7 separate regions of the Mus musculus genome follow, and regions 1, 2, 3, 4, 6 and 7 are each linked to region 5. Evidence: chromatin loops called from intact Hi-C (ENCODE). Cell type or tissue: left cerebral cortex. All regions are shown on one strand. Region 1 has its middle 62 kb from the start of Gm33646. Region 2 overlaps Tox (thymocyte selection-associated high mobility group box). Region 3 overlaps Tox (thymocyte selection-associated high mobility group box). Region 4 overlaps Tox (thymocyte selection-associated high mobility group box). Region 5 has its middle 32 kb from the start of Gm23860. Region 6 holds the start of Tox (thymocyte selection-associated high mobility group box). Region 7 overlaps Tox (thymocyte selection-associated high mobility group box).

The links. Hi-C counts contacts between places; a loop is a spot of excess contacts. Peaks named below come from ENCODE experiments on the same cell type or tissue, not always from the same donor. Only the 100,000 strongest peaks of a DNase experiment are listed, where the experiment ranks them.
Region 1: it touches region 5 in a loop (17-fold over the local background); 2 of 42 quality-filtered maps call a loop at or near these places.
Region 2: it touches region 5 in a loop (3-fold over the local background); 4 of 42 quality-filtered maps call a loop at or near these places.
Region 3: a loop joins it to region 5, with 7 times the contacts of the local background. A loop is called at or near these places in 4 of 42 quality-filtered maps.
Region 4: it touches region 5 in a loop (2.7-fold over the local background); 4 of 42 quality-filtered maps call a loop at or near these places.
Region 6: a loop joins it to region 5, with 11 times the contacts of the local background. A loop is called at or near these places in 8 of 42 quality-filtered maps.
Region 7: a loop joins it to region 5, with 5 times the contacts of the local background. A loop is called at or near these places in 5 of 42 quality-filtered maps.

The regions. Positions count from the first base shown.
Region 1 is chr4:7,251,947-7,255,946 of GRCm38, reverse strand. No RefSeq gene overlaps it. Among named protein-coding and RNA genes, the nearest start is that of Gm33646, 62 kb to the right of the region's middle. In left cerebral cortex, no CTCF peak of the experiment used is centred here; a DNase peak (open chromatin) is centred at 2,143; H3K27ac peaks cover 747 bases.
Region 2 is chr4:6,900,012-6,904,011 of GRCm38, reverse strand. All of the region lies in intron 1 of Tox (thymocyte selection-associated high mobility group box), which reads left to right. Among named protein-coding and RNA genes, the nearest start is that of Tox, 89 kb to the left of the region's middle. In left cerebral cortex, a CTCF peak has its summit at 2,170; a DNase peak (open chromatin) is centred at 2,188.
Region 3 is chr4:6,894,272-6,898,271 of GRCm38, reverse strand. All of the region lies in intron 1 of Tox (thymocyte selection-associated high mobility group box), which reads left to right. Among named protein-coding and RNA genes, the nearest start is that of Tox, 95 kb to the left of the region's middle. In left cerebral cortex, no CTCF peak of the experiment used is centred here; DNase peaks (open chromatin) are centred at 383 and 2,385; H3K27ac peaks cover 546 bases.
Region 4 is chr4:6,877,214-6,881,213 of GRCm38, reverse strand. All of the region lies in intron 1 of Tox (thymocyte selection-associated high mobility group box), which reads left to right. Among named protein-coding and RNA genes, the nearest start is that of Tox, 110 kb to the left of the region's middle. In left cerebral cortex, no CTCF peak of the experiment used is centred here; DNase peaks (open chromatin) are centred at 46, 1,690 and 2,322; H3K27ac peaks cover 2,722 bases.
Region 5 is chr4:7,851,214-7,855,213 of GRCm38, reverse strand. No RefSeq gene overlaps it. Among named protein-coding and RNA genes, the nearest start is that of Gm23860, 32 kb to the right of the region's middle. In left cerebral cortex, a CTCF peak has its summit at 1,665 (motif pointing right); DNase peaks (open chromatin) are centred at 1,661, 2,302, 2,812 and 3,418; H3K27ac peaks cover 2,224 bases.
Region 6 is chr4:6,989,194-6,993,193 of GRCm38, reverse strand. It overlaps Tox (thymocyte selection-associated high mobility group box), which reads left to right and starts at 2,358. Exons shown (of 9, transcript NM_145711.5): 1 at 2,358-2,804. The coding sequence starts at 2,703. In left cerebral cortex, CTCF peaks have their summits at 1,704 and 1,911; DNase peaks (open chromatin) are centred at 2,915, 3,334, 3,538, 3,872 and 2 more places; H3K4me3 peaks cover 2,651 bases; H3K27ac peaks cover 2,499 bases.
Region 7 is chr4:6,795,207-6,799,206 of GRCm38, reverse strand. All of the region lies in intron 3 of Tox (thymocyte selection-associated high mobility group box), which reads left to right. Among named protein-coding and RNA genes, the nearest start is that of Gm11802, 97 kb to the right of the region's middle. In left cerebral cortex, a CTCF peak has its summit at 1,622 (motif pointing left); no DNase peak of the experiment used is centred here; H3K27ac peaks cover 613 bases.

The sequences.
Region 1 (4,000 bases), 600 kb after region 5:
GACTTAGACTGATGTAGATTTATTTCCCAAAATTAATTTTGGGGTGTCAAAAAAAGCTATTTTTCCTGCTCCATCCCTTCCATGGTAGATGGGCATGGATGTTGTGACAGGGAGACCAAGGCTCCATGAAAGAGGTTCCAGATACAGTGGAAAAGAACTAGAAAAGTATTGTCCAAATTTTCTATATATCATCATCCCAGCCTGAGGCAAGCATGGTTATTAATCTCTAAGGTTCAGTTCAAGTTTCCAGTCCCCACGGTCTCTGGATTGCTGATAGAGACAATACCATTTGCCATGTAAGAGAAGGAGCAGGCCTTCAGGCAAGACTAGGGAAGCCTAGCTCCCTGGGGGTGAGGAGATGCAAACTGGCACTATGAGGTCTCAGATACTTGAATAAATGTTACTGAAAAAAAAAAAAACTTCCTGCAAAAGAATGAAGAGGGGAAAATTAGGTTTTGAAAATATGATTTTTAAAATTAAAACATAATTACTTCATTTTAAATTTTTTCTCTCTTCCCATGCACCTCCCATTTCTTTTTCAAATTCATGATCTTTATTTGTTACAGTGTGTGTGTATGTGTGTGTGTGTATTTGTGCAGGTGCGCATGTCCCTAATATATAAATATAACCTGCACAGCCCATATAAGTTACTTGTATGTGCATGAAACCAGGGTTGACTCCTACATATTAGATAGCCAATTTGGGGACTCATTTCTAGGGGGATTATTTCTTCCACTCTCAGCATTTCTTAGCTGTCTGTGGTTCTCTGAACAAGTGACCATGTGGTGCCTGTCACAACTGATTCATGTTAGACACAGCTTCTGCACCTACGGCTTAGGGATCAGAGTTGATGATAAAGTAGAAAGATGGTAAGAATCAGAGGAATAGGAAATTTCCAGTGAAATTTCATCCCTAAAAATGTCAGAGAAGCCACCCATACCTATAAGTCTCATCAGAATTAGTGTGTAGGCATGGCCTGAACATGCATGACCTTAATGGACACATGAGCATAGAAAGGGGGACATTTCATGACACTTCAAATATAGACAGGGATTAAAGTTTACAAAGAAGATTTAGAAGAAAAGGGTGTGTTCTGATAATAAGATATTAGCATATCAAGGACAGGTGCCACTTCCTTTTCATAGTAACCTTTACTATTTATTATAAACTATAAAAGAATGAGGAACAGCCTAAGACAGAATGGCTCCACATTCTTGCTAAACTATGCATAACTTTTCCCAAGCTAAGCGTTTGCTTTGTTTGTTTGTTTAGTGTTTGTTTGTTTGGTGTTTTGGGTTTGATTTTTTTCACTTTGCTTTGATTTTCTGAGACCGGGGCTTGTTCTGTAGACCAGGCTATCCTGAAACTCACCATGTAGCCCAGGATGCCCTCATACCTACAGCAATCCTCTTGCCTCAGCCTTCCCAGTACTGTATAGACAGGAGCCAGCACACACAACAAGCAAAACAAGTTTTATACACTTGAGTTGGCTAAAAACAACCTAGTAATGTTATGAGCTTTAAATGAGCTAACACACATTAAGAGCTTAGAGTTGAACCTGGTGCTTTAAGTACATAACAAATATAACTCCTTTTTAAATTCTTACATGGTAAAATATGTATATTCAATAGATACATCTTTTATAGCAAAGTACTTCTTTAATTAGTAAATGTTGATCACCAGTAACACTACTGATAATAGTGTATAGAATAATATCATAAAGTACTATTTCTTAGCAAAGGACATTTAAACAGGCTAACCTATCAAGTAAATAATGGCTAATGAACAGCCAAGTGCAAGTCCTGCTCAGAATGCCATCACTGTTCGGTCTGTCACTGCTCTGAGTGGTTCTCTCAGGTTCCAGGGAGTCAAATGAACAGGAGAGTGAAAGGTTACATTCCCGTGTACAGACTTAAGTCGGCTGGGAGGATGTTGGAAGCATCCTGAGAGCCCTTCCCAGACATGAGCAGTATTCACCAGTGTGAGTACTTTCTACATCACTTACATACAGCATTTGTTACTCCAGCTAATCCCCTGACATCCTGTCATTTTAACACTACACTATTTTTAAAGTATAAAGATGGAGAGAAATTGTAGGAGGTAAATGGCAGGAGGAAGACTGGATGACTTGTATCAGCAACTGTTCAGAGCAGAACCTCCTCTGCAAAGCTCCGGGAAGGGTGAGATCTTGCAGTGTTAGCACATGAGCAAACTCTTTTCTTTTTTGGAGGTGTACTGGTGACTACTACAATTCTTCATCTGAAGATTTTTTTCAGGTTCTTTATTTATAGTGTTTTGCTTTTTCGTGCTTAAGCTTTCTGTAAGCTCTCTGAAACAGAGAAGGAATGAGGATGATAAAGTAAAGAGTAACCTTTTATGAGACACTTAAAGGGTACAGTAAAAAGAGAGGGAGGGAGGGAAGGGAGAGAGGGAGGGAGGGAGGGAGGGAGGGAGGGAGGGAGGGAGGGAGGGAGGGAGGGAGGGAGGGAAATAGCTTAAGGAAGATAGTGGTAATGGGGGCAAGGTCATAGCCAGACAGGAGGAATAAATTGTTTTACACAGAATGGTGATTATAGTTAGCAATTTTGTATCATTTAATTCAAAATGCCTAGCAGAATTTAAAATGCTGTCACTAAGAAATGATATTTCAGGTGAATTGTGGTAACATAGTTTGAATATGAAATGTTCCCAGAAGCTGTTTATTTTAGGAAGCCTATGGGACATGAGGCCTAGCTTGTAGCTGTAGCCCAGTAGGGATGAGAACTGTAGACAAGCCCTCTTCTGGTCCAGCTTTCTGCCCTGATCTGCTGAGATATGAGAGACTGGCACTTCCTGCTCCCACTGTTAATGGTACTTGTGGAGTCTCTCAACCAGCATGCCTTCCCTGTTGTTCCTTACTCTCGCCCCTGGACCAGGAGTTTAAATGAGCCTCTTCTCTCTTTAGTCACTTTACAAGCAACCTAAATGTCTTGAAATGATTGCCACACATAAATGCCTCGTGTCATTAATGTACCAAATCTGGTATGGTGGTATATACTAGTATTCTCAGCTTTTAGTGGGTAGAAGCAGGGTCTGATGGTTTGCATAACTGTGACCCATATAGGTTTATAGGAAGGGGCATGGTTAGGAGGTGTTTCTTGCTGAAGTAGGTGTGACCAGTGAACTTTGAGATCTTAGAAGCTCAAGCCAGGCCCAGCCACTTACTGTCTCTTCTTGCCTTCCGTGGATCCCTCTAGAAGTCTCAGCTCCTTCTCCAGCATCATGTCTGCATGCATTATATGCCATGCTTCTTGCCATGACGATAACAGACTAAACCTCTGAACTACAAGGCAGCCCAAATTAAATGTTTTCCTTTATAGGAGTTGCTGTGGTCAGTGTGTCTCTTCACAGCAATAGAAACCCTAATTGAAATATGAGGAAATTGTGAATCAATTTTAAGCTAAATATGAAGACCTCGTCTCAGAGGAAATAAAATAAAATACATAGGCATATGCATAAATACATATATACATACATACACTAAATATTATTATGCAATGTTTCATAAGGATATATAATTATCTGTAAATTATGAATGAATTATTGTTTTAAAAAGAAATGTCTGCATGGGAAATTTGAGGGACCACCCTATCTCTTGCTTATTTTTCCTATCTGACATTTTATTATTCATCCACTATTGATAATTTGGGGGGAAAGCATTGGATCTGAAATCTCTCATGGAAAAACAGTAAATATTTTCTTCAAAAAAAGGATCCTAACTAGCATATGAGATACAACTGACTGTATGTTAATCAGAAATAAGCAATAATGTAATAAAATTTGCAGTGCCATTCAGAACGTTAGTAAAAGTGGAATAAAATAATGACAATATTATGGCGCACTTCACTCCATCAACAAAAGAACCCACACAGTCAGCAATGCTAACAAATGTGCTCACTCAATTCAAATCTCACCAACCTGCTATGTTTTTCATTATTATAATGTCAACCTCTCAGGAACA
Region 2 (4,000 bases), 950 kb after region 5:
CCAGCCGTTAAGTAAGGTGATGCTGTGCAATGACTACAAGAGGAAAGCACACACAGGAAGCGCATTCCTACTGCACTGGCTGAAGCCACACCTCCATGTGTGGTTACTGTTTGCCTGCTCCAAGTGACGATGTGCCTGTGGGAAAAGACACCTAGGAAATGAGCATTTCTTTCCGTTATGCTATAAGCACGTTACAGTTGAGACACAAAGTAAAATCTCATTTTTGGCTGGGCAGTCTTTCATTGTCTTGTAGTTTCCGCAGCAGTAAGTATCTACTGTTAAAAGCAGAGCGCTGGCCTACTTCTGTCTATTTCCATTACTGTGCGCCTTTGTACCACATTGTCTTTCTCCTGGTGCCTAGTGGAACATTAAGGTTCATAATTATTTTGATAAGATCAGGGTTGTGGGCCCTTTTGTTGTTTTTCGGCTTCCTTATTTGCTAATAATTCAGATTCAGTGCTGAAGACTAACAAATCTCTTGACCAGGCAGGTTGGAAATGCAGAACTCTGAAAATAATACAGCAGCGATATTTTATAGACCTTTCGATGTGAAAAAGCTTATGGTCCAAATTCATATCACTGAGAGAAGTGAATGAGAGCTTACTATTCATGTAGGCAAAGAATGCATCCTGCTGAGAAAATTAATCAGGATTTACCTAAGTAAAAATTATAAACAGAAGTCTCAGGAGTCGTTGATAGGTTACAATATCTAGTTGAATCAATCCTGCACAAACTACACAGGATGATCTGTTTCTTTAAAAAATGCTCAGTGGTGTAAAAAGGAATAAAATTACATTTGTTTTTGGTCCTGAGTGGTTACAGTAGGATTATTGACTACCCTGTAATTCAATGCCCCATTTAACGAGAATGATATTAATTATGAGCACATTATTTTAAAAATTTCCAAAGCAGATTCTTTTGTGTCCACAGTGTGAAAACTCAGTGTCTGCCCATAGTCAGAGTTAGCTCTCCCTACAGTCCAGGGCAGCATGGAGGGGAGGCCAGCAAGTGGTTTGTGTGCATCTGGACCTTTCGGTGTCACTCAGGAAGCCTGGAAAATCTTTCAGCAAAAATGCTCATGCCATTTACCTCAGCATGACCTCACAGGCCCAGCATCTTGAGTCTGTCCAAGGATGTTTTATCCACAGCGCAGCCCACCTTGAAAGTTGTTATTCTAGAATATTCTTTATCCTAGAGTGAAATGTGAGGGCTCTTCTGCGTCACCGAACCCAAGGGTTAAGGTCAAGGGTAAGGGCAGAAAGGGAGATCCTTCCAACGCCTGCCCTGCCTTCCTATGCAGGTGCTTCAGATGTTTTCTCTTCACTTAGACCCTTGTCCATGAAACTGACTCAGCTTCTCTGAGGAGCATGTGAGGCTGCCATTCAAGGACATCTGACAACTGCAGTTTTCCTTGGAACATCACCATGTTAGTTGTTAGAACAATTTCAACGGACTACGTGGCGTTATGAGTTCACACAGTCTTGACTTGCAACTTATGGTCTTAGAGAAAATTTTTAAAAATTTAGATTACTTGAAAACCTTTCGAAACTGAAGCTTTTATGCCACTAGGGAGTGCAAAGCAGTCAGGTGTGCTTAGCCTTTATGCCATGGTTGTTGGTACAATCGAGAACGCACACTCTCTCTTTTTCTTTTTGAGTGGAACACATGAAGGAAAGCAGTTGCGAGAGACGGAAACCAACTCTTTTTCCATTCACCTTATTATTGAGCTGTGGTTTCCCAGCTTCCGTTTCTGTTATCAGAAGATCTGAAGCAAAGCTTCAGTTATGCAGAGAGAATGAGTTAACATCTAATCAAGTAGGAAAATAGCTTTAAACACCTGCTCCGAATTTGTAATATAATATTCAGAATAATATGACCTGGTAAATTACAGTTTAAAACCAGTGTAAGAAGCATGTCCTATTATAATGTCCATCAGGCATTTAATACCATTGTTCTTGTTTATTTCGTTTACTTAAGTTATAAAGAGTGTGTCTCATTCTTCTGAGAAATCTAGCATCTAACAGGTGTTTAATAACAGCATGCCTCTATGAAAATTATCTCAAGGGCACCCTTAGCAAAGGAGAGCAAGTCATTAAATACTAGTTTTAAAGTGACCTCAAAGCTTTACAATTAAGCAGCAAAGCTCACTTGTTATGCCTGTCTCCCTCTAGGGGATGATATGGTGCCAGGGACAGTGTGTTGGTGTTTTGAGAGACACTGGAGAAAGACAAAGAAAGGCAAATTTCTTAGGGTAGTATGCAAGCTGAAGAGAGAGAGGGAGGGAGAAGGGAGGGAGAGAGAGATATTAAGACAGAGAGAGATAGAGAGACAAAGAGAGATGGAGAAGGAGAGAGAAGAAGGGGAAGTGAAGGAGGAGTGAGATCAAAGTACAGTGTGCATGGACATGGCCTTTCCAAATTCATTTATTTCCAAACACAGTAGTATGAGTCTCTAACCGCCTCAGTGTGATAGCAGCAGATGTTCATTGCAACTACTGCAGAAAGCAGTGACTGTAGTGGAAAGGTGCTGGTCCCCAGCAGCCTGATGGAGGTATCACGCCTCCCAGAGGTAAAAAGAAAAATGGACTCTTAAAGGAAAGAAGTCTGCCTTTCTCATGGAGGTGATTGTAGCTGTGAACAGTAAAGAAGCAATATAGACACCCTCAACAGTGTATTATCCTTCATGATAATCGAGGGGGCAGCTAATGATTTGAGTGGGAGAGTGACTCAGAAGTCTACCAGACTCACACTCTACTAAGCTGTAGGAGTCTCTTATTGAAAATCTGCATCTTAGGCAGGTAAAGAAAATAGAAAGGAATCATAGTAAAAATAATTTATTCATATATACATAGACTATTTTGTTGCACGAGCTTAAATTGCCTTTTCCACAGCAACCAGTTTGGATCCAATTGAATACAATAAATGTCTTGTGACAGTGCTTGCATTTTTGCTTTGTGATTTCGGGCAAATGCAGAAAGATTACTGATGCATTCCTAGTCCAGAAATATGGTCTCTATTGATTGCGTTGACATGATAAATAGCAGTTTTACATGTTAATATTTATTCAGAGATGCTATTGCATCTATTATGAGCGTAAGTGCTTATAGAACCATTTATTGACATTCATTTTTAGTTGAGCCTAAGTTATCATTAGTGGTCTTTCCATAAATAGGCATTTGACACTTGAATATATTTAATAAAATGCATGTGCTAATTGTATTTGCCTGGACTCACAAGTCATGTTTTTAAATGGGGAAAATTAAATTGATATTTTTAAGAAATAGATTATTTTTGTTTGGGAGAGAAGTTACGCAAATAAAGACATTTTGTAAGGTAGATGGTTTATTTTCTCCTGGTTATTGAAAACCAAATAAAACAAAAATCCAATCCTGTCATTAGTGCTTTAACTAGCATAATTGGATAATGCTTACTTTTACATTGTTGTATGTCTTAGCACCCAGAATAATTCACTGCACACAGTAGACATGTGGATATTAATTATAAGAAACAATATATTTAAAGAAGAAAATACCAATCTATTGACTAATTTCTGCTAAAAAGAAAAGAAATCTTGTAAATATGGATTTCTATAAATGAATCTATTATTTGGGTCATCAATATTAAACAGTCTGAAAATGGCTTTCTAGCATTTAACATTTAAGAGAATAAAACTGAAAGCTGCAGGTGGGGAAAGATCAGTAGCACCCAAGTATGTTTTGTATTTAATGCCATGGAGCAACAGAAACACTTCAGAAGGCTGACCATGAGTATCAACCTCACTGCAACAACAGGCAGTGTTCTGGTCTTTCCTTAAGCCATATGATTCCTGTATGCTCTGCATTAAAAGGGCTGCTTTTTTAAAATTGTCTTCCTAGCTTTCATTTCCCATATTTTACAACCATCTTCAGACTGTTTGTTTTTATCCCAGGGTTAGTCAGCTATTTATTTCATTAGTATTAAGTGAAACAAGCCAACAGATAAGGAACTGTCTTTTTTTAAAT
Region 3 (4,000 bases), 960 kb after region 5:
AAAGAAAGGAAGAAGACAACTTCCTTTTCCTACTTAGGTCCCTTAACTAAATTGAATTAAACAAAGACATTTTGAGTCACAATCAAATTCAGATGGAGAAAATTGGAGGCAGACTAGGGCCACCCATGAGTTGCTTAGATAGCCTTTAATGTTCAAAGCCTACAGTGTTTTAAACTAGGGAATTCTTTTGTCTCGTCTTGTGTTGAGACAATGTGGATGTTTAGCCCAGGCTGGTCGGAGACACAGATCTATCCACTTCAGCCTCCCCAGTGCAGAAATTGCATTCATACGACACCATGCCAGGATAAAATGATTCATTTCCACACTTTTATGAATGGGATACATTATGCAACTGATAGAAGCCCTGTGTGAGAAAATCCCAAACAGGGTGTCCTTTAACAGTTCCTTAGACTCCTGCTGAGTGAAAATGGTACTCTAGAAAGTGTGAACTACCAATGAAGCCTAGTGGATATTCTGGAACTGAGGCAACGCTGGTCTGCTAGCCATTGCATGGAAGAGAACGAGACAAAGAGTAACTAATTGAGCTGCCAGTACCAAGAGAAGTAGAGTTGCGTGTATGTGCTGTATATGCTGGTGAGAGCCACGGGCTTGAATGATTTGCCACCTGTCCTTCCTGAGCAGTTTATTTTGGGGTGCTTTTAACCTCAGAGACAGATGTGGATGGGGAAAGGACCCAATTTCTGGGACCTGGAGGCTCCTGGCAGCCTTTTGAGCAAGTCAGAGACAGGCATTTCACCTCAGTTTGTTTCCTTCACGTGGGAGGTGAGAGACAGTGAACTCTTCAGCCTCACTCAGATTCTGTCATGGCTTTAACCCAAGGAGAAAGCATGGTGTTCGCATGAAGACAATTATTTGAAAAGTGTGTTATGATCATGATCAATATTATATTACTGAAAGGTATCATTACGGAATGAATATTAACCCACTTCCCAGGTAGGGGACCATGATTGCCAGTCCAAAATGTCATTCCCAGAGAGAAACTAATATCCTGATTCTGGTTCTAAAGCTAGGTATGTCTTATCTTTCTAAAAATGAAACTAATCTTTGAGCTCTGCCATCTCCCAATCACAGCCAAGACAATGATACAGGTCTAGTTGTCCTGGACATTGATGGCTGAACAATGTCTTCTGCCCAGTTTTCCAGATCACACCCACACCCACCCCCACCCCCCAGCAGTCACAGTATGTTCTAAGAATTTAGAACCAAACCATCTGCATCCTGAGATGCCTCCTTCCTTTATTTTCATGTTCTTTGGCTTCTTCTCTAAACTAAGAATCTGAGTCCTTCCAATGCATGCTTCAAGTGCCAGCTGGGTAGCTGGCTCAATGCACCATGATCATTACATTACTAATCTCTATGCTGGCTGGAGTCTAGGTCATTTGTATATGCTTATCATGACCCTTTAAAGAGATAAGAGCTTAGTTGTTTCTGTTTGAGAGGAGAAAGGAAGGAGGTGACAAGGAGGAACAAAGTGTTCAGTGACTTAGTGGCCTTGCATGGTTCCAGCAAAAAGTCAGTTTCATGCATGCTAGAATTGTACTCCGTGCCTGCTGAAGTTAGCAAGGCTCGATCTTCTTCTTTAGCAAATTCCTCTGGGTATACTGTTTGCCTGCATCATGTGGAGAACAAATTTTCATCAGGACCCAACTTGTGTAGTGACTGCAAAAAAGTAGGCAATACAGAAACATGCCCCACAGAATCAACAAGCCAGGACTCACAGAGACTGTATAGATATGACCTAGATCCACAGCTTGTGTATTATAGTTGTATAGATTGGCTTTGTTGTGGAACTACAAACAGTGGGAGTGGGACTGTCTCTAACTCTTTGTCTCATCTTTGGATCCTTTTCCTCCTATTGGGCTGCCTCATCAGCCTTGATATGAGGATAAGTTCCTAATCTTATTGCAACTTGATATGCAATGTTTGGTTGATATAGCTGGGAGGCCTGCTCTCTTTTTGAAGAGAAAATGAAGTAGAAGCCTGTCTGGGGGAAGATGGAAGAAGGGACTTAGAGGAGGAGAGGGAGGAGAAACTGCACTTGAGAGGTAATATATGAAAGAAGAAAGAAAATAGCAGGTGGTGTGTATAGATTCTTGAGGTGAGGGGGAGGAAACTAAGGCATCTGGAAATGACTGCACTCAGCAGCCTGATGAGAGTGACACATTTGCCTCTCCACTCACCCGCCAGGAAACTCAGAACATGGCTCAGACCTTATGGCTATTCCCCATCAGAAATGTTAGGAAGCAGAAAGAAAGGGGAGAGCTTGAAGACCTGGTGGGAGCTCCAGACTGGAAGAGATGGAGGCAGCAACCTTACTGCCCAAACTGAAAACATTGGAAAGGGTACCAAAGACGTGTAGTTGTTAGATTTTAGGGTGCCAAAAAAAGTTCACTGAGCTCTGCCAACCCAGCTGTCCACAGAAGCTTTGGTTTTCTTAAGAAATGAAAACTGCAAACATCAAATTTCCTTGCCTCTTCTCCTCCCTAAGGCTTGCCCTTTAGTGTCAGCAAGCCTGGTCTGGGGTCCCTATGAGGCTTCACTGTGCTGCTGGTAGGCTTTTCTGGGAGAGCACAACTTCTTTAGGGGTGGGTTTCGCACAGAAAAGCTGCTTGTTGTGCTTAGAAGAGGAAATAGAAATAAATAGGATTTCCCGCCCAAGAGAGAACGTTCTTGACGGATTGAAATCACATTGTTGGCAGGTCTAATCCTGAGTCTTTTTATTACCTTGTGTTTTGTTACACAAGGTCCAGATTCCCTCTGTATCTTTAGGTGCTTTAGCTAAATCATGTGTGATTGTCAAGCCTAAGGTGTTTCATGAGCCAAGAGAAAGGGATTCTAAAAATATAGCACATCTGAAATTAACTTGATGGTTGTCCCTGATTTTGTCCGGCATCCAGGCAAACTTCTTTCTCTAGCTCACTGGCTTTGTCTCATTTCCCAAAGCAAGGATGAGAAACACCCTTTCATGTTGCTTGGGCCATTCAGATGGTGAGGCCAATATGCAAATGGGCACATGTACCAGCGACCTGAACCATATCAGAGAGGCTAATGGAGTTGACATGTACTGTGATCCTTTGTCAAAGACCCTTCCAGTCTTTTCAATTAACTTCCATTTGTTTTTAATAGGAGTTGTGATGATAGGGGGACTATACATGTGTTCTCATGGTGCAGAAACTGCAGATAATAACACTTGACTCATTACCGAACATTGTCAAATGCATTATTATAGTTGATCCTCTTGATAATGCTTTGTGGTATGGATTATTATCCCAGTTTTATTGAAGAGGGCTGTGAAGACCTCCACTCTGAAAGGTTAAATGGATTTCATGATCTCCTGCAGTGTTCAGGTGATACAGCTGGGACCACAATCCCATCCGACCCCACTCTACTGTAGGAGCTAGCCCAGTGCTGGCACTGTGAAATTTTAAATTTCAATCTGAATGGCCTTGTAATGTTTTCATATTTTGTTGTCACTGGCTGTCCAACCTAAAATACTTTGGCCATCTTGTCCACTTTTTAAATTCTTTTGTGATGGTCTTTGCAAAATAAATGAGGAATGATAGTGACAGCCATTGTAATCGCCAACATCTATGAATGCTTCTTAAGCATTAGAGACTTGCTGTACATTTTATTCATATTGTTTTCTTTAATGTTTGCAATAATCTTTTGATTAAGTGTGCCTCCTCTATATATATCTTATTCACAAAAGTCATCACTGAGCTTGCAGATTTTCAGTATCAGAGCCAAGATTTTCCATTGATGTGGTCCGATCAGCTACCTATTGTCTGGTATTGATCAGATTTGCTCTAGGTGCTCTTGGACATACCCTGACAATCATTTTAAATGAGATAGTTCTGATGGGACCTCTATGATACGCCAATATTCCTAGTCAACAACCTGCAAATTCTCTTTCCATATTTATTATAAAACTGGATTACAAATAAGTTACAGATAGTCAGATTTTCATCTACTTTTTTCT
Region 4 (4,000 bases), 970 kb after region 5:
GATCTAGGTTACTATAGGCTACGTTCTATTTTTGTAAACTCTTTCCATAGGTAGAACACTCTGTGCAGTCTATACTTAGACACTACTTTTTGCTACCATGGCAACTGATTGCCCAACCAGGCCCAGAACTCTAATCTCTTTATTGAGAAGGAAGTGTGGTAAGATGGCTTTCCCCTTAGCTCATCATACCCCATACCAGGTTGGTCAGATGTACTGTTACTAATATCTCAAGGATATAAAATATAGAAAAGAGCACACTTAGTGTTCTCAAGGCCCTACATTTAAAGTGTTTTTCAGATTATTCTCCTGCCTTTCTCTTAATGTTTACAGAGGTGGGAAGTTTGAAATAAGATGAAATAAGATAACACTGGCCCCAGAATGACACCTTCTCCCTGCTACCCCCTCAGTGATACCCATGTCCTCATTTGCTCTTAGGAGCGACCTGGCTTCCACTTATGCATTCTATTTCATGGTGGCTCTGCTGTTCCTGCAGGCAAGTAAGGCTTTTCCTGTCTGTTCTTAGCCAGTGCTTTGGACATCCTGTGAGCACATGGTTGCTCCTCTTACTGCTTTTCCTAGTGTAACATCATAGCCACAGCTTATTAGAACTCACAGGTCAGGGAGCCTATGACCTGGGTCTATCTATTGCTGTTGCTAACCTCATGGTTAACATCCCCAAGGACACCAAACTTCAGTGAACTCTGAGTGCCTTCTGTGAACGGTCAGCTTTGGATAGTGATTTGTCTGGGTCTCTCACACCTAAATTCTGAAGTCCTCATTGCTAGTCCTTCACCATCCGGTTAATGAGGAGATCCATCCCATAGTTTCCAGTTCCAGCCTGTGAAGCTAGTTCCTGCCCTTGGAGCTGATGATGAAGAAGTGTAAAGAAAAAGAACACTGTTCCAACTCTCTTCTCTCCTTAGGATCCAAGGGGAGTCCATCATCCTCTAGCCAGGATTTTACAGTGCAAAACCACCTTCAATATCCAGCAGAAGAGTTTACAATTCAATCCCCTGCACTGTTTAAAAGAAGGAAGAGAGAGAGGAAGGAAGGGAATGAGGGAAAGCAATATGGGAGGAAGGAAAGAAAAAAGAAATACAGACAGACAGAAGAAAAGAAAGAAAAAGAAAGAAAGAAAGAAAGAAACGAAGGAAGGGAGGGAGGGGGATGGAGGGAGGGAGGAAGGGAGGGAGGGAGGGAGGGAGGAAGGAAGGAAGGAAGGGAGGAAGGAAAGAGAAAAGACTGGGCTTTATATACATTTAAATTCCCACGCAGAGGACACAGAGGAAAATAGATTCCCAAGTCTTGCTAACCATCCAATCTAGTCTCATCAAAAGTTCTAGGTTAGTGGGAGACCATCTTTCAAAACTAACCAATATAGAAAAAAAAAAAAAGGAGATGATGCCCAAGCAACAATACATGAGTACACACACACACACACACACACACACAAGATGTAGTATTTAATTCTAGATGTTTTTCATGAGTCATGCCCTGAAACTGAGCTGTTTTGAGCTGGGGATTGAATAAAGGTGACAGTGAGTCCTGAGACATGACTTGAGAGGGAACTGTACCCATAAACATCTGTTTCTGTCCTTTGAAAGGAAAAAAAATGTTTGGCTGCATCCAAATGAGTATATTCTGCCCACAGGATAAGCAGACAATCTGTGCCACTATAAAAGAAATGAGCACAAGGTTGCAAAACTTCCCACTGGAAACAAGGAGATTGGTCCTACCTGTAGCAACCATTGTGTGTAGGGACTGACCAAGACATCAAGGCTGCCTCCTGGCTGTCAGTCAATGCTAATCACCTGTCCTCTAAGAATTCCTGTGGGCTTAGGCATCTGTGTAGGAAGGTGCTTTGCTTTTTGCAGTCTCCAATTGCCTCCCTTGGACTAGCTTTCATTATATTTCAGAAAAACAACTATTTTTACATAAACTACAAAGTCACAGCCGGCAGCGTGTATAGCAGAGACAGATAGCCTGAGGTTGCTCAGGGACTTTTTCTTTAATCTTTGCCCAGAGCCATCATGGCCTGCCAGGTACAACTAGTGTTACCGGGGCTACAGTGTGAGTGCCTCTCTGCCAACCCTGCTGTGCACAGATCTGTGCCTGCTGCTGCAGCCACTCAGCCGTGTGAATGACACTGCTTTCAGAGACACCTTAACCTTCCGTAAGCCCGAAGATGCAGCATCTTCACAAGTACCGGCTTGCAACAGCAATGCATGGGAGAGGAACCTTCTCAGATAAATTCATTGCTGGGAATGAAACACCTACACCAAAAAAGGGAGAGAACCCAGAACATTCTGGAGTGTGGGCAGGCATGTTTCTTTGAAATTGTTTTAAATCACAGATCTTATTTTGCTACATTCTGGCAGGGCTGAGCTGGCTGGGAAATCGTTGTTGTAGACTGTGTCCCAGTGAACACTTTTATAAAACCAGCAGGAAAAGATCGAAATTACAAATGGAGGATGTGACTTTTAACAAAAGGGGGTGGTGGCTCAGAAAACAACCATTCTAAGGAAACAGGTGACTAGGAAGAGGAGTGCTACAGTGTGCATTTGCTGTAGGCTTTGGTTTTAGTTAGTGTAATGCATTTTACCTAGGTTACGTTCTCTTACTGTTGCCAGAATGAAACACTTGAGACAAATCAACTTAAGGGAGGGGGTGATTTTGGCTCAGGGTTTCAGGGGTCTCAGCCTCCACTCACCCTTTACCTTTGGGCCTGCGGTAGGGTAGAACTTACAGTAGGAGCCAATATATATATACATATATATATACATATATTGTATTGGCTGGAAGCAGAAAGAGGAAAGGATTGGCTCCTAATTTTTGCTTCCAAAGACATGTTTCCAAGAACCTAACTTCCTCCAGCAAGCCCCATGTCTGAAAGCTTCCTCTGCACCCCAATGGCAGCAGAAGGTAGTGAGCACGCATTTGACAAAGGATTCTGGGAGACACCTATCTAAGACACAAACATTGTTGGGAGTTCCTGAGAAAGTGCACCATGGTGGACATCTACAGTCAGGCTTCCCCTCTTGCTTTGCCTGCTCTGAGGCCTCTCTTTTCTACATGGAAGGCCAGTGCTTAATTTTCTTACTGATTATATCCTGAGTTAGCAAATCTCCTTCAAAGTTATTAAACAAGATAATTTAAGCCTACAACTATGGAACATCTTTGTGGTTCCTAGGTAGAACAGTGGGGTGAAGGTCAGTATTTATACTCCTGGCCATGTGAGCTGAATTTGAATCTAGCAGCACATTTTGTCTCAGTTTCCAGCATCTGTAACACTCCATGTTATCTCTATGGGGTTCTCTTAGAAATGGACTCTATTTATTTTAGCACTTAATACATGTCAGATTAAAAGCAAAGAAGCCATTGGACCAAGGAATTAACATTGAAAATCTTAAAAGGCACTGCTGTGCTAAAGGAATAGCCCACATACTTGTTCATGTTCAGCTTTGCTGTTGTCCCCCTATGTGGAGAGAGGATGTAAGGATGTCCTGAGTGTTAGAAGCCTTGCCTCTGCTAAGTCACAGACAAAAGTGTTGAACAGCTTAGAGATACTTTGGCAAGCTGTGAAAAAGGAGGTGCTGTAGCAGTGAACACTGCTATGTGACATGTTCCCGTCTGTCTTCTGCTACTAGCCCACTCCCCAGTGGTGCTAGTCTATATTTTATCTCATAACAGAATGGCAGTATTGAAGGTGGATAGAAATGGACTTCAGTATCTTTCACACACAATTTATAGAAAGAGAAATCATTGGGAAAAGATGAGTGCTCTCTTTGGGTCTTTGGTTACAAGATCTAAAAAGTCCAGCTGCAAGGAATTCAAGCAAGAATGAAAGTGCAGAAAAAGAGTCCTAGCATAATTCATGGGATCCCGGAAATGAAAGCAACAAGTCCTGGAAAAACAAGCAAACCTGAGACCATGGCTGGGGAGTTAAGGCAGAGTCAAGACTGAGCCCATCTGAGCTCTCAGCTCTTTTTCTGGCTAGAGT
Region 5 (4,000 bases):
CCCTTTGTGCACTCTTTCCTTGGAGTTTTTACTTACTTCTAACACAGCTTAGTCTTTTTTCCCTTCTATATTAGTTGTACATTTCAGCTTTAGATTTTAATTCATTATGATCCTATTAACACCTTCAGCTGGTCTATCCATTGTCTTCAACCTCCTTCCTAGAGGCTCCCAGATTGTAATACATAACAGCACACAACAGCTACCCGATGAATGTTTATTTTGCTATACATGAGCACCCACCATCTAAATTCTACATCGATATGATAAATGATCACTGAATGCTGGCCATAGTCTCAAGCAGGATCAGTTCTGACTAATGCTTACCAACCTTTATTAGGTGTGGGTCTTCCTATTTTTACCGTTAAATCTAGTGCAAGAGACACACATTGGTTTTATCTTTTGAGACAATCCTGATGAAACATCATTTTTGCTAAAGTTATTGAGACAGACTCTAAGGTCCCACAGTGCTTAGTAAGAGACAATGGAGTGGTTGCCTAGCAATGGCTGTTGCAGCTCTGAGAAGAAGGAAGAGAGACAAAAGTGTGGTGATCTTACTAATCCTAGTCTATGAGATAAACACTTGTAGTATGAATATTAATCAAAGCCAAAATTTTGCTTCCTGGCTTACAGCTTACACTTTCATTTTAACTAACATCTATAGTTGTTTATAATTCCTAATATTTTGCTTCAGCAAATTCCTTATTCTTCAAGCAAATCTTACAAGTTTTATGCTATGATTATTTCCATAATTTCCTAACCTAGAAACATAAAACATCACCCCACTGCTCCCCTTTATCTTCTCTAATTTCCATTCCCTGCAAAAAAATAAAACAAAACAAAACAAAAAAAAAAAAAACAAAGGCCTTCCTAGAACATCTTAATCCACAACACAGGCACCTGGTGTTCTGGAAATCAAATTGTCTCAACTCTTCATTTATCATTTAAACACACAATTCTTTCAGCTATATCTCAGGATATTTTGACTGAACTACTGAGTGCCCCTTGTGGTATTGGTTCCCTTTATTCTTTGTGGTATCTTCTGTTACATTTTAAGGGAGTCCTTTTGCCTATCATATAAGCAACCTGCTTCTGTTTGGCTGTTTTTTTGGGGGGGGGGTTGTAGGACTCTTTGCTTAATACATTATCTTTCTTATAGCAGGAACTCATAAGAGGTTTTATTTAGTTATTACGTAGTCCAGCATATGTTTTATTTATATCATTGTATTTAGTCTGTGTAAAACCCACAAGGTTTAAATATCTAATATCAAAATATACCAATACTATGAAGTTTAAAAGGAATGAATAAGAAACAAAATGTTTGTCCAAAGCAAGCAATGTTGATAGTAGCTGCTGGACATTTGGTGCAAATGAACAGAGGAGATGCTAAAGGTCTCACTGGAGAATGCACTGAAATGTCTTTTTCCTTAGATATTCAAACTCTGTTAGTCAGAAGACTAACTTGGGAGTGGTCATATACCTCTGTCTCTTCTTAGATAACTGCAAAGTGTTCATGAAGAGACCCAAAATTTCTAGAATACCTTCTAGAATCTATACAACATGAAATATGCAAGACCGCCAAAGGTCTGTGTGTGTGTGTGTGTCTGCCAGATGCCCTGAAATACTTTGTAAGGTGTAATTTGACTGCAGCCATCATGGATGTCCACTTGGGGGCACCAAAATGATGCCTCTGTTTTCTTTATTTCTCATAGCAAGATTATTTTACAATGATTCTGTATGCAATTATTTTAGTATGAGGACAAGTTGGTAATGGTTTATATTTATCATTTATTCAAGCAGCTTGATTTTTAATGCCTGTTATCTCTCTATTAATGAACTAGAAACCAGTTGCTTCCAAGAGTGGGTAATGTCCTCCTGATGGGTAGAACATTGGGCCAGGAAACAGCCAATACAAGAGCCAGAATAGAATCAGAGTTTCAGGGACCTCAGAGGTTAAAACCTGACCTCCTGCTAATTCACAAATACCCTCTGCAATGCCCCTGGCAAGTAATCATCCCCTTCCAGGTCTGGAGGACTGCTGGGTAATTGAGTGATTAAGCAAACTGCTTAGAAATACATTACAGAATCATAGGATAACTGTGTAGAAAAGGACCTTAGCGATGAACAAGCCAACCCTTGACTCCAAGAATTGGGCTAGCAAGGTCAAGTGGTTCACTCATGTCTGAAAGTTAGCAGAGCAGCTAAAACTACACTTTTGAGTGCCTGAGTCAGACAATTATGCCAGCATAGTTAGTGCTCCTCTGTTTGTTAAACTGTGGTGACAACCGTGAATAGAAAATGAGGAGAAGCCATTGCACAATGAGGATGCTGGACAAAATATTCTGATTATAGAGTTGTGGCATGTCCTGGAAGTGGAAGGGAAGGAGTCACAATTGGAAGTTCAGTTAGAAATTAATCAAATCAGGCAATGCAATTCAATCCAAATTGTGTCATGCCCAATAATAATAATATTTTCAGGACCACTTTCAGGAAGAATGGTGGCAGAAACCACCAGATTTGAACAAGAATTATTTATCTTCCCAGTGATCTTGTCTTGCTCCCAGGGTTAGAAGAATTCACTCGTTAATTCACACTATTCATTTGGGTTTCACTTTTTGGTTCATTTTGCCAGGCTTATCTGGTAGATACAAGTAACTTTAAAAATACATGTATCTCCCCGTTGAACTGCAGTACTTTCAGCTGTAGCTCCTTATTTGAACAGCTTGAGGACTAATTTGAATCGCACTTCTCTTGTGGGTGTTCCAAAAGCTTGTGCTATCTCAGGGAGTTGCCTTGTGGAGACATTAAAGATGTTTTTTAAATGAAGCACATCAAGATTCGCTAAATTACATATGGTTTGATCTAGGAAAGGACAATTGGAGACTTCATTAAAATAGATTTATTCCAACTTCATGTATGGAAATAAATTTTCTTGTGATAACTTGGTCTGTGCCCATCCAGATTGTAGCATTTCCCTAGTTTCTAAATTAAATGTTTCTACATGTGAATCTTGGCTCTATATGGGCATATATTAAAAGGCTTAGTCATCATTATTTTAAGTATCCCAGAATTGAGTCAGGTTTCTCAGGAGCTTTGCAGCTTAGTCGCTTGCTTTGATTTGGTTCACTTTCAATTATCTTCCCTTCCTCTTCTCCTGTGTTTCTGCTTTTAAAAAAAAAATATCTATTTTAACTTTAGGTAAGAACTAAACTATCTTCTGTTGCATAAATCTTGGTCTTCTCTGCATTGTTGCCTTTAAGTGCTGAGCCTTTTTCTAGTAGAAGGGAGAGATTCCTACTTCAAGGGGACAGATTTTATATACTATGTCATTTCAATAAAGAAATATAAGGAAATTTTTCTTAGATTGGCTTTTAAATTGGGAGAAGCAAGTGACAAAAAGATTCATTATCTTATCTAGTGTCATCAAGATGATAAACACTAGAGCTGTGGTTTCATGCTGGGCTTTTCTCAATCTGAAGCCCAAGGGTCTTATGTCATATCAAGCCTCTGACATATGCTTGGTTTAGGTTAACACCAGGCCTCTTAGAAACGCAGACAAACAAAACCACACCTACCTCACAATTCACCAAGAAATATATATGAAATACTTTATACTTCCCTTTACAATGATACAGTTCTGCTTTTTATTCAATTGATCTACTGTTATTTCTTCCCAGTTTTGACTGTAGAAAAGCATGATAATGGCTAACAATGAAAACTCAACAAAGCATGTTATGTATGCTATGGTAAAATGTAAGAACACAATCACTAGTCAATGTATGGATGAGTGTAACTTCACTCAAAGAATAACAAGACTACTGCATATGGATTCCAGCCAAGTGTCTTATCCATTTCATAGAGTAACTAGATCCCAGTGGGAAGTTACAAATGTTAAAGTATACAAAATGGTCATTACTACAAGATGCTTTTGGTTACAGCATGAACATGTATTATGTTAATAATGGGTCAACAATTTTATTTTGAGTTTGAGTTATTTTATTTT
Region 6 (4,000 bases), 860 kb after region 5:
TATGGACAGAACTATCTCATTTTTAAAGTAGTATTTACTCCAAAGTGTAGCCACTTAAATTTTCCTTAAGTGGAATGGAATATTACTACTCAGTAAAATGTAGACCTTGAGTAGGATGTTAGACAATGGTGGGTATTTAAAGTTATTATATTGATGACCATGCTTTAGTGTTAAGCTCTCTCGTGGTTAATGTACTTTTAGCTCAAATTCCTTAGCATGCAGAGCTCTCATGTTGACTCCACAGACTTCCTGTGAAAGAAATCAGGTTGCTTGCAGAGGTAAGACACAGGTTTCTGGCCCTTGGGTTTCTCATAATGGTAGTGGAAATACGTGATGTGGTACCTCCAGTATGTCCAAGGAGTCAAGACACTGACAGCAAGGACCATTCCAGCGATAAACCAGCCCATCTTTCTGCTGGCCCGAGGGCCAAACAGAAGTTGATTATGAATCCTAGGGAAGTTTATAAACCTCAAACTTTATACAGTATAATTTGTTGATGACAGAAACTTGAGATTACGTGTTTATTTAAAGCTACAGACTTTTTATAGCCCCACCCACTTTAACATCTACAAATGAATTTTAAAATCGGTGCTATGAAGCCCTGAACCTATGTACTTGTTATTGTAAAGACCTTTAATAGAGGAAAGATCACCCTTTCACTTATTTTGTGACTCAGAGGGTTTGAATGCAGAGTGAAAATCCTTCCTCATTTCTAAAGCCAACATCCATCACATTACTCTTAAGGTAAGAAGCTGTGTTCTTCCTACCCATAAAAGGAAGACCTGAGGACAACAGTTTAAGAGAAAGAGGCTACCATGGATGGAAACCAAAGTCAAGGAAAAGTTTCCAAAGGCCTTTGCATAGAGGAGAGAACCCCAGGATGCTAATTTACTATCCTTACAGGGCATCTGTTGCTTCCTCAGATCTTTGCATTTGACTGGTGCTCCTATTATAAGGGAAGAGAAACCTGGAAAAGGCTGCAGAGAGCTAGAGAGTAGCTGGCTATTACCCACCATGTACTAAAAACGGTTTGGGGTGGGGGATGGGAGGTAACAAGACTGTTTCCATATATTCTTTGACGCCAGAAACAGATACCTGTGGACATGAATTTTCCACTTTTTTACAGGGTCTTAGGCCCCTAAGGTGTGAAGCAATCAGGAATTCACCCTTGAAAGGTAAACATTGCCCACCCCTATATTAACTTCTCTCTAAAGTCTTTCTCAGGGAGAACGTAAGATGTCCGCTGGACAGTCATCAGGGTCCCAAAACTCTCCCAGATGCCAGGGGACACAATATTGCAAGTTTTTGGGGTTGACGAAGTAAAGCAAAATATGGATGATATCTTTATCCTACCAACAAAGAGAGCCCAGGGAAGCAGACAGCTGATTCGTGAAGGTTGGGGTGGGCAGTGGAGCTCCAAGAGTGCTACTGGGAATCCAACAGTGAAAGTATAATTCCAAGAGGCAAGTAACTAGCCCAGATGTGTTCCCTGTAGCGCATGGTGTGCTGATAACTGTTTCCTTATTTACCCTTCTAAGCACCCCTGGAGTCTTTTTTGCTAGTCCCGCAAGGGCAGGCTCAGCCTCTGCAAACCCTCCCACTGAGAACCAAAGCCGAATGCCGAGGCTCTCTGAGCACTAACTCCAGGAGCACCGCTCCTCGCACAGAGATCAACTGGGGTCCCTTGGTCAGCTGCACACTAGAATGGGGCAGAGGTTGCGCTCCCTGCAGGCTCCCGAGCAGCGCCACAAGACAGCCTCTCCTCTACCTCCCGCGCGGGGCAGAGGTTGGCAGTGCAGCTAGCGGGCAGGAGTAAGTGGTGGGGGGCTCAAAGAATGGGGTGGGGCGGGGGTGGGGCTGCGGGTGCTGGGCGGGGGTGCGCCACAGCGCCCCCTTGCTGTGCGAGCCCCACGGTGCCCCAGTCAGCCTTTGCTCAGTCTCTCCAGCCCCTTTGTGTGATTGTATCCACCTCCATGGCACCCACCCGGGGGTGCTGACTGGGGCACTGACGCTGCCCGGGGTCCCGCCACTACTGATCGAGCCGCATTCCCTTCTTCTGCGTTTGTCCCTCGCCTGGTTCTCGGTCCCCAACTGTACCCTCTGGGCCGCGTCCAGCCTCTGTCGGCACCCCGCCGGTCCGGGGCACTAGTGTCCTCCGATCTTGATCTCCCCTGCAACACCACACACACTCCATCACTCCCCCATCCCAGGCCTCTAACGTGGAGAAAAACTAAAAGCAAAGCAAGGCAGAGTCTCCAATAAAACGCCCAGTACCCCGAGCCCGAGCGCGAGTGCCGGGCGGCGAAGGGCGCGGGAGGCGGGGATGGGGCGGCGGGCGGGGGGGACAATGAGCGCGTGAAGTTACCTGCCCGGCGGCGGCGGGCCGACAGCGCCGGGGCCGAGCGGACCAGGCAGGCTGCGCGCTCGGTGTGGACGGGTGCGCGCCACGGCTTGGGGGGGAGAGTTGAGCGCTTTTCCACCCTCTGTTTTTTTTTTCCTCTCTCTCTCTTTTCTCTCTCTCTTTTCTTCCTCTTCTTAAACAAACCACAAACGGATGTGAGGGAAGGAAGGTGTTTCTTTTACTCCTGAGCCCAGACGCCTCTCTGTTCCGTCTGAGCTTTTTTTTTTTTTTCTGAGCACTTTTTTTTTTTTTTTTTTTTTCAAAAAGGAAAAGAAAAGGAGTTGCTTGATGTGAGAGTGAAATGGACGTAAGATTTTATCCTCCTCCAGCCCAGCCCGCTGCTGCGCCCGCCGCTCCTTGTCTGGGACCTTCTCCCTGCCTGGACCCCTACTATTGCAACAAGGTGAACACTCTGCTTTTGTCTGCACCGATTCTGGCGGCTCGATCCCGGGAGGGGGGCAGCGGTGGCTGGACCGCGATGGGGCCCGCTGGGCGGACTGGGCCGGCTCGCAGAGGCCCGTCCCGGGCGCGCTCGGTCGCAGCCCGCGGCGGCGCTGCGTGCGCTCGGGTAGTAAATATTGTGGAGCAGCTCCGGGGGTTTGCCAAACAACGCGATTGTGCGGAAAGTGACACGATTTGCTCGGATTCTTTCCTTCCTGCTGTTCGCCACTAAGGATCCCTGCTTAGGTTTGCCGGGAGACATTTAAAAAAAAAAAAAAAAAAGCGAGAGATCGAGAGAGAAAACCCACGGAATACTTTGGGGGTGTGTCTGGGGTCTGGGAACTGAGGCAGAGTAGGAGAATTCAGTTTATATTCTAGTTCCTTCTTCTCCCTCCCTTTCTTGGACAGCGGGGGCTCGTGGCATCGCTTCCTTGCTCCGGATCACTTGCCAGAGGAGCAGCTAGGAGTCGGGGTGCAGGGACCCCGGAGGATCCGGCGTTCCCACACCGTGAAAATTATTCTGTAACTCTTTTGTTTTCTGTTCCGGCCGCCGAACTGGAGTTCGGACGCTGGCCCTCGAGACCAGGACGCTGTGGGCTAGTCGCATTATGATTTGGGGGAACAGATCTCGTTTGGGGGGTGTGGGGTGTGGAAATAGCAAGTTTACAGGAAGCCAAGCTAGCGCTTTGCATTCAAGTGTAAAGCTCCGACGCTCTTTGCCTGGCTGAAGCAGGGTCCCTGGCTGGGCTACATCATAGTCTGCTGACTTGGGCCACACAGGACAGCGGAAAGGTATTTAATGCTGGTGATCCAGAATGAGAACTCTGGCGAAGCTGCCCCGGAGCTCAGCTTGGCCCAAGGATAGGACAGCCAGGAGTTTCTAGGGAAGTAATTGCTCTCCTGGCTTCATGCACGCAAAACCTGAGAGGGACACGGAGGGACCGGAGGGATCGTCTCCAAGAGCAGCCACAGGCCACATCTCTCCTCTCCTGGGGCTTGGTGGATTTGTCTAAGCAGTCCTAGCTGATAGAGGTTGCTGGGGACAAGAAGGTCTCTGAAATGCATGGCAAGCCTTTTGGACTCCCAGTTCTTGCTTGATAAAAACCCCCGGCAGATTCTTCCAGTCCTTTCAGGCACTTCACTGACAAGTAGATTAAT
Region 7 (4,000 bases), 1.1 Mb after region 5:
GGAGCCCTACTCCAAGTAAACGTGTGAGCCCTGGTGATTGGCTACACACCCAGATTTAAGGATCATAGTTCAAGAGTGAGTTACAGTAAATACAAGCTATCTGTGCTTCATTGCCAGATAAAATATAACTCACACCATACATAATCAAACTGTCCTTTACAAAGGAAAGGAAAGATAAGTTACTATTATTGTTCTAGAAAAAAGGCTTGTAGGCAGCATATGATCTAGTTATGTTTTAAGATATAACATAATCATGACAGGTGGAAAGAATTATATATATATGCCTACAAGATGAGCCAGTTTGTGCAAAAGATAATTTTAATCCATTACTGAAATTTTTAAAAAAACGTGTCTTTGGATTCAATATATAAATTCATTAAATTCACAAATTAGAATGGAATACACAGGAAACAAACACCATAAAATTCTATAACCAGAAAAAAAGTGAAGAAAGCATTTAACTGCATTTCAACGTTATTTTCTAGAGCATGAAAACCCCATTTTCATTTCAATAGAAGCCTGGAGTCATGGCAGCACAGGATGCTGCACTGAAAAGTAATTGAGTTTTATGTGTATTTTTTCCATATTCTGCTAGAGATGATTCTGTTATCCTATACTGAAGTCCAAAATGATTCAAATCTCAGCCTCCGTGTATCATCTAATCAACTCTGAACAATACAGAATTCTCAGCAGAGGCTCATCTATAACTGAATACTTAATTATGTGGTTCATTTCTTAAACTTAAACATGGCATTAACAGTATATTTAGTTTGAAAAGTATATATGCATACATGTATTTGTAGCACGTGAAATAATATAAAACTGAAACCCTTTTTAATGCAGAACCGGCTGCTCTAATGCTACTGAGCTTCCATTCTCCTTCAAGTATGATCATTGAGGAGTTTGCCGCTTTGTAGCTATGGACCTAGTATTAAAGTCAATGACCTCCCTTGTCCCAAACTGAGTGTTGCTCACCTAAAACAGCCTCACTCAACCTTCTCAAGGAAACTGTTTAAAATAGTTCACCCATAGTAAGCCGTAGAGTCATCTCCCCCAAAGACTTTGCGAGATATCTAAGAGAGTATCACTTAGAAATTCTGACAGCGAAAGCTAAAATGACTTCAAAATACAACGCATGAAGGTATATTTCTATAGATCAAAAGAAAAGAGGCAGCGGGTAGACTATAGGGATGCTTTTAGGAAGAGCGCTTTCCTTGAGTACTTGCGTTGCAGGTTCTGGTGGTCCTAAACAGAATCATTCCATGTGCAACAGTTCATTGATCTCCTTGGTAAGCAATAGCAAGGCTTAGAACAATGGCTTCAGGTTAGAACAAAGGTCTCCTGTAGAGGGTGGAGACAACTTACGTTAAACAATGCAAATAAGTTTTCTGCAAGGCTCAATTCTCCATGCTTAGAATTTCTAGGGTTTGGTAGTTAAGGATAGAATGGTCTCTTTAAAAAGTGATTGTGACATGTATTTTGGAAAATCAAACTATACTCTTTAATTAACTTTCTTGAAAAGTTCAGGATTATATTTCAGAAAGAAAAGGAAATGAAATCAGTTCCTGGGTAATTTATTTTGTAGCAATGTGTTGCAGCCAGCTGAGCCACCTGCTGGACTGAGGGTATAGGTGCTATAGAACATACCAGCCGAATATACCTCTGTATACAGGCTCCAGCAAATGTCTACCCACTCTTTGTCATGTTTCCTCAAAATGTCCACTACACATGTTTTCAAACTATTTATCTTCTAATTTCTAAAGTTTATCTAATCTAAGTTAATAATTGTTGAAAGTTCAAAATTTATCATTTTAAAGTTTCGCTGTAAAAGGACTTGGTAACCCTGCTATTGAATGCACTTGTATTTTGTAGGTAACATTTGCATAGATTTAAAAAACATTGGTCTAGAACTTCTTCCATTTATATGGTTTTCATATGTGGGTTTTTGGACCATGGGAGTAATCCGTGAAACTCTCAATTCAAAGCAGGGCACACTACTTTTCTCATTACTTGGACCAACTGACTAATGCATCTTCAATGAGGAATGATTTTCTTCTGGACTCACAGTGTTAAAAGGCTCTCTGCTTTACGTTGTGGCTCAAGATGTGAGCGCTCAGTATCCTGCTCTTGTGCCATGCCTTCTCCTTACTACCATGCTTCCCTGCCATTATGGACTCATCCCTCAGGAACTGTAAGCCCAGAACAGCCCTTCCTTTTATAAGTGGCCTCGGTCATTACAGCTGTAGAAAAGGAACTAGTGCACCCATATTCTCTCTGTTACACTAGCTTGGAATAATATAATGATCTTCAAAGGACATCATACATGCCAGATTAGATGGTCAGATAGGAAAAGTGTCCAGTCTTGTTCCAAAACACCATATATGGCCCCTTCATTCCCCAAACCAACATATCTGCTGTCCCCCTAAACCAATGTAATCACTTTCAAACCTAGAAGCCTATAGCTGCAATTCCTAGAAAAAGCTGCATGCTTACCATCATCACTGCTGTACATCTTGGTAAAACTGTCAAGGACCAGACTTGAGAGTCTTTTATCTAAGTGAATTTTCTAAGCATGCAGGATATGTGTGGTTTGATGTATGTTCAGTGTTTGGGACATGTCTGTGGTTCATGTGTTCACTTGTTATTTATTTAAGACAAGAGATTATTATGTTGCCCAGGTTGATCTTGAACTTGTGATGATCCTCCTGCCTCTACCACCTAAGTGCCGGGTTTATAAGTATACATCACTATCCCAGACATGTTCTGTGGCAGAGTGGAGAGGCATAAGAAGAATGAAGCGACTGGGTGCTTTAGAGTCAGTGGGCAGGGAAAACCTGAAGACTGGAGGTCGAGAGACCTCAAATGCCCCATGTGAACTGCCCTTTCCCTTTAAGCATCTCAGTTCCACTGGCGTCTGTAGACGAGTCTGTGCTTTGCATCTCAGTTATATTTATGAAAAGAGACTTATATTTTCATTGCTACAGACTGAAGAAATTACATGGTACTCTAGACAATTAAAAAAAAACATGTTGTCAGGAAACACCAAACTGTTGGATTTATTCATCATTTCATGCCAGAAGAAGGAGGGGACATAAGCAAATATTTTGTATTTTGAAAAGGACGTCTTAGTTTATAACATCTTGAAGGCAAGAAAGCAAACAAGCTTAGCTAATGCCTTTTTAAAAGAGAGAATATGTTTCTCCTAGTTAATGACAAAGATTTCACTGAGATGGAGGAAAAAAAATGTTGCATTTATAAAAATGTTGATGTAGATATAATTAGATCCATTTTAGGACCAAAAGTTTTATGCAGAAACTGACAGAAGGATACACAATAATTATAGTTTCCTGACAAGCTGAATAGAGTTTTCTTTTTTTATCTTGTGGTTTTAAAAAAACCAAACTGTAAATAAATATGCAGTTTGACAGATTGTAATTGCGATCAGCAAGGCATCTTTTCATTTAATCAGATGTTGTTATTAAAATGGGGTGACAATTAAACATTTTATAATGTGACGTAGCACTCCATTAAAATTCTCCAGCAGACAGCGGCAATTTACATCCAATGCCCCAGCTTCCTCCTCTCCTTTCTGGAATGTTATTGGCTCTGACCTTCACTGGATGGGTCTCTGTTTTGTTTTTCCATTTTTACTTCATCCTTTGACAAATGATTTCGGACAGACTCAATTTTTCTCACTGCACAACTAAGATATGATTTTTGCAAGTTCTTCTTGGATTATTATGGCCCACTCAGTGGGCATACTGAAGCAGACAGAGGGCACAGAAAGCATTTTTTGCTTGACAGGAAATTCATTTTCTATGTTTAGGTAAAAGTTATCTTCATCAAGTTCAAATTAATATTGAGATTACAATTAAATTTGTTTCAGGGATGGATTAATAGGAAACATTTGGAGAGTGGAAATATCATTTAATATTTTACATCCCTGGGAAAGTGCGTATACTAGAAATACTTGAACCTTTATTTGGTTCAGGTCTTGGAA